Linked DNA regions of Homo sapiens: regions 2 and 3 are each linked to region 1. The links are chromatin contacts, found by Hi-C or POLR2A ChIA-PET in ENCODE. All regions are on one chromosome and are shown on one strand. The core of a region is the stretch at or near the end of the contact, and the rest is flanking DNA. Distances in the headings are between cores, read along the strand shown.

Evidence for each region. A loop is a pair of places that touch in the nucleus more often than their neighbours do. ChIA-PET counts read pairs that join two places held with the same protein, here RNA polymerase II (POLR2A). Pooled maps may share reads with other maps.
Region 2: a pooled map shows a loop between it and region 1 (4-fold over the local background). The contact joins two enhancer-like sites. A Hi-C loop is called at or near these places in 9 of 50 pooled maps. POLR2A ChIA-PET finds 5 or more read pairs at or near these places in 4 of 52 experiments (H1, HEK293, WTC11 and 1 more).
Region 3: a pooled map shows a loop between it and region 1 (2.7-fold over the local background). The contact joins the promoter of FGD2 here to the enhancer-like site in region 1. A Hi-C loop is called at or near these places in 1 of 168 maps with a recorded cell type or tissue (naive thymus-derived CD4-positive, alpha-beta T cell) and 9 of 50 pooled maps. POLR2A ChIA-PET finds 5 or more read pairs at or near these places in 5 of 52 experiments (B cell, H1, OCI-LY7 and 2 more).

The regions. Positions count from the first base shown.
Region 1 is chr6:37,101,209-37,103,901 of GRCh38, reverse strand. No RefSeq gene overlaps it. Among named protein-coding and RNA genes, the nearest start is that of PIM1, 68 kb to the left of the region's middle. RefSeq lists enhancers at 532-581, 828-1,435, 1,436-2,043 and silencers at 1,020-1,199, 1,210-1,349. Within about 2 kb of position 1,306, at least 38 of the 41 ENCODE cell types and tissues checked have a DNase peak (open chromatin) inside an H3K27ac peak, as active enhancers do; they include B cell and OCI-LY7, where a contact is called at or near this core.
Region 2 is chr6:37,221,252-37,223,944 of GRCh38, reverse strand. The region is part of intron 1 of TMEM217B (transmembrane protein 217B); the gene reads left to right. All of the region lies in intron 1 of TMEM217 (transmembrane protein 217), which reads left to right. Among named protein-coding and RNA genes, the nearest start is that of TBC1D22B, 35 kb to the left of the region's middle. RefSeq lists silencers at 1,030-1,079, 1,450-1,709 and an enhancer at 1,910-2,049. Within about 2 kb of position 1,329, at least 22 of the 41 ENCODE cell types and tissues checked have a DNase peak (open chromatin) inside an H3K27ac peak, as active enhancers do.
Region 3 is chr6:37,004,405-37,007,097 of GRCh38, reverse strand. FGD2 (FYVE, RhoGEF and PH domain containing 2) reads right to left here and starts at 1,443. Exons shown (of 16, transcript NM_173558.4): 1 at 1,213-1,443. The coding sequence starts at 1,280. RefSeq lists an enhancer at 1,298-1,427 and a silencer at 1,683-1,845.

The DNA of each region.
Region 1 (2,693 bases), core at 57-2,556:
CTAAAGTTGGCAGAGAGAGGAAGAAACTCCCTTCCTGCTGAGGTTCCTGACAAACAGTAGGGGCAGGTGAGGGTAGCAAGTAACCCTGAGATCTGCTGGTTAGGGACGCCTGGCACAAAAGGATCTTAAGATGCCTCTGATTCTGCAATTCTATCTCTTTAAGACCCAGAGTTCCCATGCCAAGCCTGCTCTGTGATCCTCAGAGATTTCAGGGGTGGGGAAACTGGATTGAATGCGCTGACATACAAGCAAAAAAAGACCTCAGCATTTTTGCCTCGCCTCGGTGGCTCCGGCCTTTTTTTATTTTTTTTCCCTCTCTCATTTATTTATTACTATGCTATTCCCTGGCCCTGCTGCTGTGTCAATACTGATAAAAGCAAATCACCCCACAAACAGGTGCAGCTGGGAGCTGCCCCTTGGACAGCTGCCAGGGAAATGTGATCGCTCAGCTGGGGTGACCTGCCCCGGCCCAACCCCCTCTCAGGTTCCAGCCCAGGGCATGTGTCCTTGGGCAGTTAATGTTGGTCCACATGTCACAGCCCTGGTATCCCAGTTGGCATCATGGACTTGTGCTGGTGTGTGTGGTTTGGGTGGGGTGGGTATATGCAGGAGAGAAGGGAGGCTCCCAGGAATTTATTTTCTCTTTCGGTTTCTTCCAACAAATTCAGAAAATACAATGTCACCAAGTCCCCCTGCAAGAATTTGAAAATATTTCCTAAGAATATCACTGCCTTATTTGCCTAGGTAAGAAATATTTTTTCCCATTCCCAAATTCACACACACATGCAGTGTAATGATCCAAAAGAAATTTTCTGAGTATCTCCTAGGGCTTAGCTGTGAGTTCACCTAAATAAACATTTTGTGAGCCAACCCTGCTATCCAGAATGCATTTTGATGCTACCAAGCCATGTGACTTTGACTCTGGCTTGGAAAGATTTTATTTCATTTCCCCTCCCCCATTTCAGTGTTTTGTCCCCAAGCATCATTTCCCCACTTCCCTAGGGCACCAGCCTTTCCGGAAATGCCCTAGCTCTGCGTGCAGCCTCCGCCTCCCGGTGTGGAGAAGGCGGTGACAGCGCCGCGCCGGAGCCGCAAGGCGGGCCTGGGCGGAGGGCGAGGGGCCGGGGCGGCCGGGCCAGGCTGCCCGCCTGCCGCAGAGCAGCGCGCAGCTCGGGGAGGGAGGAGGTTGCCATGCAAATGACGCGGCGTCCTGCGGGCCCCCCTTACCCGGGGGCCCTCTGGTTGCCAAAACAGAGCATTCCCCAGAACAGTCGCCTGGAAACGAGCGCTGTCATAGCAGCCTTGAGCTCAGTAGCAGCGAGCCAGCTGTGCTGCCACGAGGAGCTGGGTCAGGATGTTCAGACCTCCTCAGCACCCCCTCCCCACCCAGTCTCCACCTCGGGGAAGGGAGTGGTGGCTTGGGCCACCGTGGAGGGGAGGGAGGGCACTAATTGGATTGGAACACTCCTGAAACACATCAGCTGCTCCTCCCTGGGGGAGGGGGAGGAGGAAAGCTGCAGACTGTCTTTGTGATCGGCTCAGCCTCTCCCTCCCAGCAGCCTCGCCCTGACCTGGTCCTCACTGGCCTCTGCCCACCTATCGCTGTCCTGGGGCACAATGGCAAGATCTTTGTAAAATGGAGGAGGCAGACACCGGATCAGATAATCACCAAAATGAAATTCAGCCTTGATATGAAGGGTACCGTGGTGATGCTACCGGGATCTGACCTGGTTTGGAAGGGTTAGGGAAGAATGCAGGTTTGCCACAGCTCCCACGTACTCTAACTACTTCATCCCTTAACAGCCCCCCGTCTTTCCAGCACCTTTTCTCATCAGCTCAGCTATGCCAACCTGGTCTTCCTTAAACCTTGGGAGCATTTGCTTTTTCCTATTTCATTTGGCACCCAGAGAGCTGCTCATCATTTAAGCGTGTGTGTGCTCACCAATTAAACTACAATATAAACTTTAAGAGGCAGGACCCATGTTATCATTGTCATGGCCCACCTTGACCATGAAGAACGAGACAGGCCAGGCGCAGTGGCTCACGCCTGTAATCCCAGCACTTTGGGAGGCCGAGGCGGGCGGATCACGAGGTCAGGAGATGGAGACCATCTTGGCTAACACGGTGAAACCCCGTCTCTATTAAAAATACCAAAAAATTAGCTGAGCATAGTGGCGGGCGCCTGTAGTCCCAGTTACTCAGGAGGCTGAGGCAGGAGAATGGTGTGAACCCGGGAGGCAGAGCTTGCAGTGAGCCGAGATCGCGCCACTGCACTCCAGCCTGGGCGACAGAGTGAGACACCATATCAAAAAGAAAAAAAAAAAAAAAGAACAAGACAGAGTTTTACAGACCTGCTTGAATTTAGGTGCCAGTGATCTTTGTCAACATAGTCATCACCCTGGGAGGCCTCTGGCGTTGCCTTTGCAACAACTGTTTTAGATTGGCCTTCAGAGACTAGTAAAACCTCTCCTGGGACTAGGGAGGGGAGGAGATTCAGTGACAGCCTGAGTGACAGTAAGCAAACAGGTGGGCTACAGAGAAAGTGGACGACTACTCAGGACACATCGAGCGTTTCATGTGGTCCGGAGGCTGTACGCCAGAGCTTACAGGTGTGACTTAAGCATGTATGTGCAAGGGAGTCCCCTTCCTTCAAATTCCTAAAGGGCCTTGGGAGTCTTATGTACCCAAACAGC
Region 2 (2,693 bases), core at 80-2,579, 120 kb before region 1:
AAAAAGGCTGAGGCAGGAGGCTCTGTTGAGCTCAGGAGTTTGAGGCTGCAGTGAGCTATGATTGCATTACTCCATTCTGGCCTGGGCAACACAGCAAGACTCCATCTCTATAAATAAATATATAAATAAGAAAAATGGGCTAGGTGCAGTGGCTCACGCCTGTAATCCCAGCACTTTGGGAGGCCAAGGTGGCAGATCACCTGAGGTCAGGAGTTTGAGAGCAGCCTGACCAACATGGTGAAACCCCGTCTCTACTAAAAATGCAAAAATTAGCTGGGCATGGTGGCACACGCTTGTAATCCCAGCTACCTGAGAGGCTGAGGCAGGATAATTGCTTGAACCCGGGAGGCAGAGGTTGTGGTGAACTGAGATCACGCCACTGTACTCCAGCCTGGGCGACAGAGCAAGATACTGTCTCAAAAAAAGAAAAATATTTGAGTTGAGTATAGAATCCTAGGTTGGCAGGGGTTTCTATTTGTTTGTTTTGCTTTGTGTAGCACAATTAAAATATTATTCCATGGGATTTTTGTTTCCTATAGAAGTCTATAACTGTTGGTCTTTTAAATAAAAAGCCCATTGGCTGCTTTTGAGATTTTCTTTTTGTGTGTGGTGTTCCATAGTTTGAGTACCATATGTTTTGTGTAGATTTTCTTTCATTTATCCTTCTAGCAATCAGTTAGGTTTCTTGAATCTGTGCATTGGTGTTTTTTTTTCAGTTGTGCAAATCCTCAGCTATTTTCTCTGTAAATATGCTACCCCCATTTTGTCTCATCTCTCTTTCTCTATCAGAACATCTTATTATGTCTTTCATGTCTCTTAACTTCTCCTTCATATTTTCCATCTTTTTGTCTCCCTGTGCTACATTCTGGATAATTTCTGCTGATTTATCTTGTTTCCTGGTTAACTAATTATTCCTTAATCTGTGTCCAACCTGCTACCATTTATGTCCACTGAATTTTTAATTTCAGATACTGAGTTTTTCATCTCTAGAAATTCTATTTGGGTTCTTTTTCAAATCAGCTAGTAATGGCAGTGGCTGCTACCATCACTCCGGCTGTCACTCCAGCTGCAGCAGGGAGGCGCGGCTAGGGTTACACACTCCATGGAGCCGGTGGAAGCCCGGCCCCTTCTGAGTTAAGTCGGGAACTCACCGGGTGCTACTGCAGCCGCCCAAACCAAAGCCGTAGACCCCACCTCCGGCTCTACGGAGCAGGCAGAAGTCCCGCCCTCTTGGGCGGGCTGCAGCTGCCCAAACTGTGGCTGTGCATCGAAGCCTCCCTGTGCTCTTGGAGGAGGGCCGGGAATAGGCAGGATCTGCCCTCCCAGGTGCAGCTGCAGCTGCCAGGACCCACGGCTGCAGACCTGGGCCTCCCACTTCACTGAGCAGGCAGGAGCCAGGGACAAGTAGGAGACCCGCCCCTTTCGAGTTAGCGGGGCGGGACCTCCTAGGTGCAGGACCCGGGCGTCTCTGCAGCCTGCACCCTCGGGGACCCCAGGAGGCCCCCTTCCCCGGCTTCCTGCCGTCCCTGCAGGCTCCCGGATGTCTGCTCCCGCTGCCTGGCCTCTCTCCAATCCCGGCACCAGTTCAAATCTCGGAGCCGGGTTGGGGTCGAGCCCTGGGGGGGCCATGGATGGCAGCGGGAGGCGTATCGATTCCCGGGTGGAAGGGGGCGGGTCCTCAGTAAGGCCCCACCCTCAGGCCAGGGAGAGCCTGAAGGCTGGGGCCAGGCCGCCAGTCCTGCAGACCTAAGTGGTGCCTCTTCCAGCCTGCCCATGGCCCCCGATGTACCAATCTGCGTGCACTTCCTCCCTTCTGAGGTCCATAAAAGACCTGGGCTTAGCCAGAGCAGGGCAGAGGATGGCTAGAGGACGAAGAGAGCAGAGAGATGATAGGACGACCAGCTGCAGAGAGGAGCTATCCTCTCTGCTGATAGCAGGAGACAATGGGAGGACCAGCTACAGAGAGGAACTACCCTCTCTTCTGAGAGCCTCAGAGACCTGCAGAGACGTCAGGACTATCAGCTGCATAGAGGAGCAACCCTCTCCAGGGCCTTCTCCCTGCTGAGAACAGCAGATATTAGCATGACTTGCCTACAGAGCGGAGCTACCCACTGCGAGTCTCCTTTTAGCTGATCTAACACTTAAAGCTCATCTTCATCTTGTTTACCCTTCACTTGTCTGTGTACCTCATTCATCTTGGACACAGAACAAGAACTCAGGCAAAGGTGCCGCTGGCCACAGAGGTTTCTGGCCAGAAAATTGACACCCCAGAGATCCTGTAACACTAGGTCATTTTCTATGGTTTCCTGTTTCTTCATATATTTTCAGTTTATCTTTTATTTATTTTAATGCAGTAATCAAAGAAAATTCTGACACATTCTATAACATAGATGAACCTTGAGGACATTATGTTAACAGAAATAAGCCAGTCACAAATGCTATAAGATTCTACTTACATGGCCAGGTGGGGTGGCTCACCCCTGTAATCCCAGCACTTTGGGAGGCCGAGGTGGGAGGATCACCTGAGGTCAGGAGTTTGAGACCAGCCTGACCAACATGGCGAAACCCCGTCTCTACTAAAAATACAAAAATTAGCCAGGTGTGGTGGTGCACTCCTGTAGTCCCAGCTACTTGGGAGGCTGAGGCACGAGAATCGCTTGAACCCAGGAGATGGAGGTTACAGTGAGCTGAGA
Region 3 (2,693 bases), core at 194-2,693, 97 kb after region 1:
ATGTCCCTCCTTCAGGAATGAGGCCTCCCCACACCATCCCCACCAGCTACTGGTAGTACTGGGGGCTGCCGGGTAATTTATTGGCTGAGTCCCTCTCTGGGAATCACTCTCTGGAAGAGAGAGCTGCCTCACCCAGAGTCTCTTGTCCAGTCCACATGGAGATACAAATACCCAGCCCTCTTCCTCAGCTGGAACAACCGAGAGGCATCCCAGCTCCAGAGCTCCCTGGGACAGGCTGAGGCCTCTGTGGCAGGTGCACTGCAGTTCAGCATCTCCCCCTGCCCGGCCCTGCTTCCCTCACACCCACAGCTGTTGTTCCCAAAAGCTCTCCCTGATAAATCACCTGAGGCAAACCTCTGTCTGAGTCTATTTCCAGAAAACCCTACCTGGGACAGCCCCTAACACAGTCCTGAGCTTAAGAAATGCCTGCAGAATGGATTGATGCCACACATAACACACAACACACACATACACACACGCGCACACACACAAACACACATGCTCCCAGGGCTACCAATGACTCCACGCATCTGGCCCAGCCTTTTCCCTCCAGACAGACGCCCCAGCATTGCCCCAGATACTTAAAGCACTTGGCATCCTCACCTCTCTGTGTCTCCATTTCCTCATCTATAAGACGGGAACAGAAACAGAATCTACCCCTATTAGGCTGTTCGATGACTAAATTAAATAAGTAAGGACATGAACTTAGAGTAGGGAGTACCCCATCAGGATGCTGCCCGTACATCCTGGTTTGCCTCATACGGTCCCAGCTTTACCTGTAATGCCTCCCCCACAACCACCACATTTTATTTGGCATTTACTTTCAGTTTCAATTGTGTGCTGAATGATAAATTATATGGTTATCCTAATCATAGGGCGTAAATTCTTGGTGAGTATCAGCTACCTTTTCTGAGAGGTGCTGGCAGGCACTGGGTGGGGTCCTGTGCCCACACACAGGCTTTGGTCTGCCCATGCTTGCTCGTAACCACACCTGTCTGGACTCTCCCAACACACACTGGCACTCTCACCCCTGCCTGGCTCCTGGTGTCCCACCGACACTCTCCCATGCTCCAAGGAATCCGTGACCGAGGAACGCGGGGCTGCCCCTGCAGGAGGAGGGTCCGGGGCAGGGCCCAGGGAGAGAGCTGCCAGAAAGGCTGGAGGGTGGCTGCCAGCCCACCATGGTGACCCTCCCACCCCAGCTGCCCATACCTGCTATTCTCAAACACAGTGACCAGGTTGGACACAGATGCCAGCTTCTCCTCACTTGCCCCCTTCATCCTGCCGGTTTCCGGGGTGGATCTCAGCTACCCTCGAAGCAGAGAGAGAGGCCTCCAGCCAGCACACTCAGCCACGCTGGCCTGGGACAGATAGGCTAAATCACCCATGAATCTGTTCTGATCTTTCTTGAGGGCTCAGAAGGTCGGCTCTTGGCTTCAGAGTGAAGAAAGAGGAAGTGGTCCCAGAGCCACAGCCCTGCAGGGGAAAGGCCAGCACTCCCGCAGTGGGAGGAGCCTGCTCGGGCCCCACCTCTCCCTCAGGGGGGCTGACCTTTCACACCTGTAGACCCCCATTCCAGAAGCCACCTAAGAGGTGGCAACAGGGCCCAGAGGTAGCTTCTGGAGCCCAGTCTGGGCTGGTGCAGTGGTTTGCACCTCTAATTCCAGTGCTTTGGGAGGCCGAAGCAGGAGGATTGCTTGAGCCCAGGAGTTCAAGACCAACCTGGGCAACATAGTGAGACACCGTCTCTTAAAAAAAAAAAAAAAAAAAAAGGCCACCCGGAGCCAGACCCTTGGCTGGTTTCTTGGCCTAGTGGTTCCAGCCAACCACACTTTCTCCTTCAGAAGGTCCAGTGGCTTTTACTTGGCCTCTTTCCCAGCACCTTCTTTTCTGCATCTGCCCCTGCTCACAGCTGTAAGGAAATAATGTCTTTTTTATTCTTTAGAGACAGAGTGCGGTGGTGGGATCTCGGCTCACTGCACCCTCTGCCTCCCGGTTCAAGCGATTCTCCTGCCTCAGCCTCCTGAGTAGCCGGGATTACAGGGCCTGCCACCACGCCCTGCTAATTATTTGTATTTTTAGTAGAGATGGGGTTTCACCATGTTGCTCAGGCTGGTCTTGAACTCCTGGCCTCAGGTGATCCTCCTGCCTCGGCCTCCCAAAATTCTGGGATTACAGATGTGAGCCACTGTGCCTGGCCAGGAAACAGCATGTTTTATTTAAAATAATCACAAACCTGGTAAGGGTGGCAGGGAGTACTGTGATGTTCCCACCTCCCCACTGGGGTTCTCTCATTTTAGTTGTTGCTGTCATCACCTCATTGCCCCAAGGGAGGGCAGTTTCCTCCCTGAAACTCAGAGGATAATAATAGCTAACATGCACTCTTTTTCATGCTTATGAGTATTTTCTTATTAATCCTATAACAACCTCATGAGGTAGGTACTATTCCTATCCCCACTTTACATAGGAAGAAACAGAATCAGAGAGGTTAAGTAACTTGCCCAAGGTCACCCAGGAAGAATACAAGAGAAGTTGGATTTCCAAAGCAAAAGTGGGTGTCCTACAGTTCCAGCAAAGGTTCGTTGGGAGCCTGGATGACCATGTTCTTGCTGCTCCATCCCCAGGCCTCCCTGATCCCAGGACACTGGGTTGTCTTTGCCTGAGGCCTCCTTTACCACCTGGTCTCCCGGCCC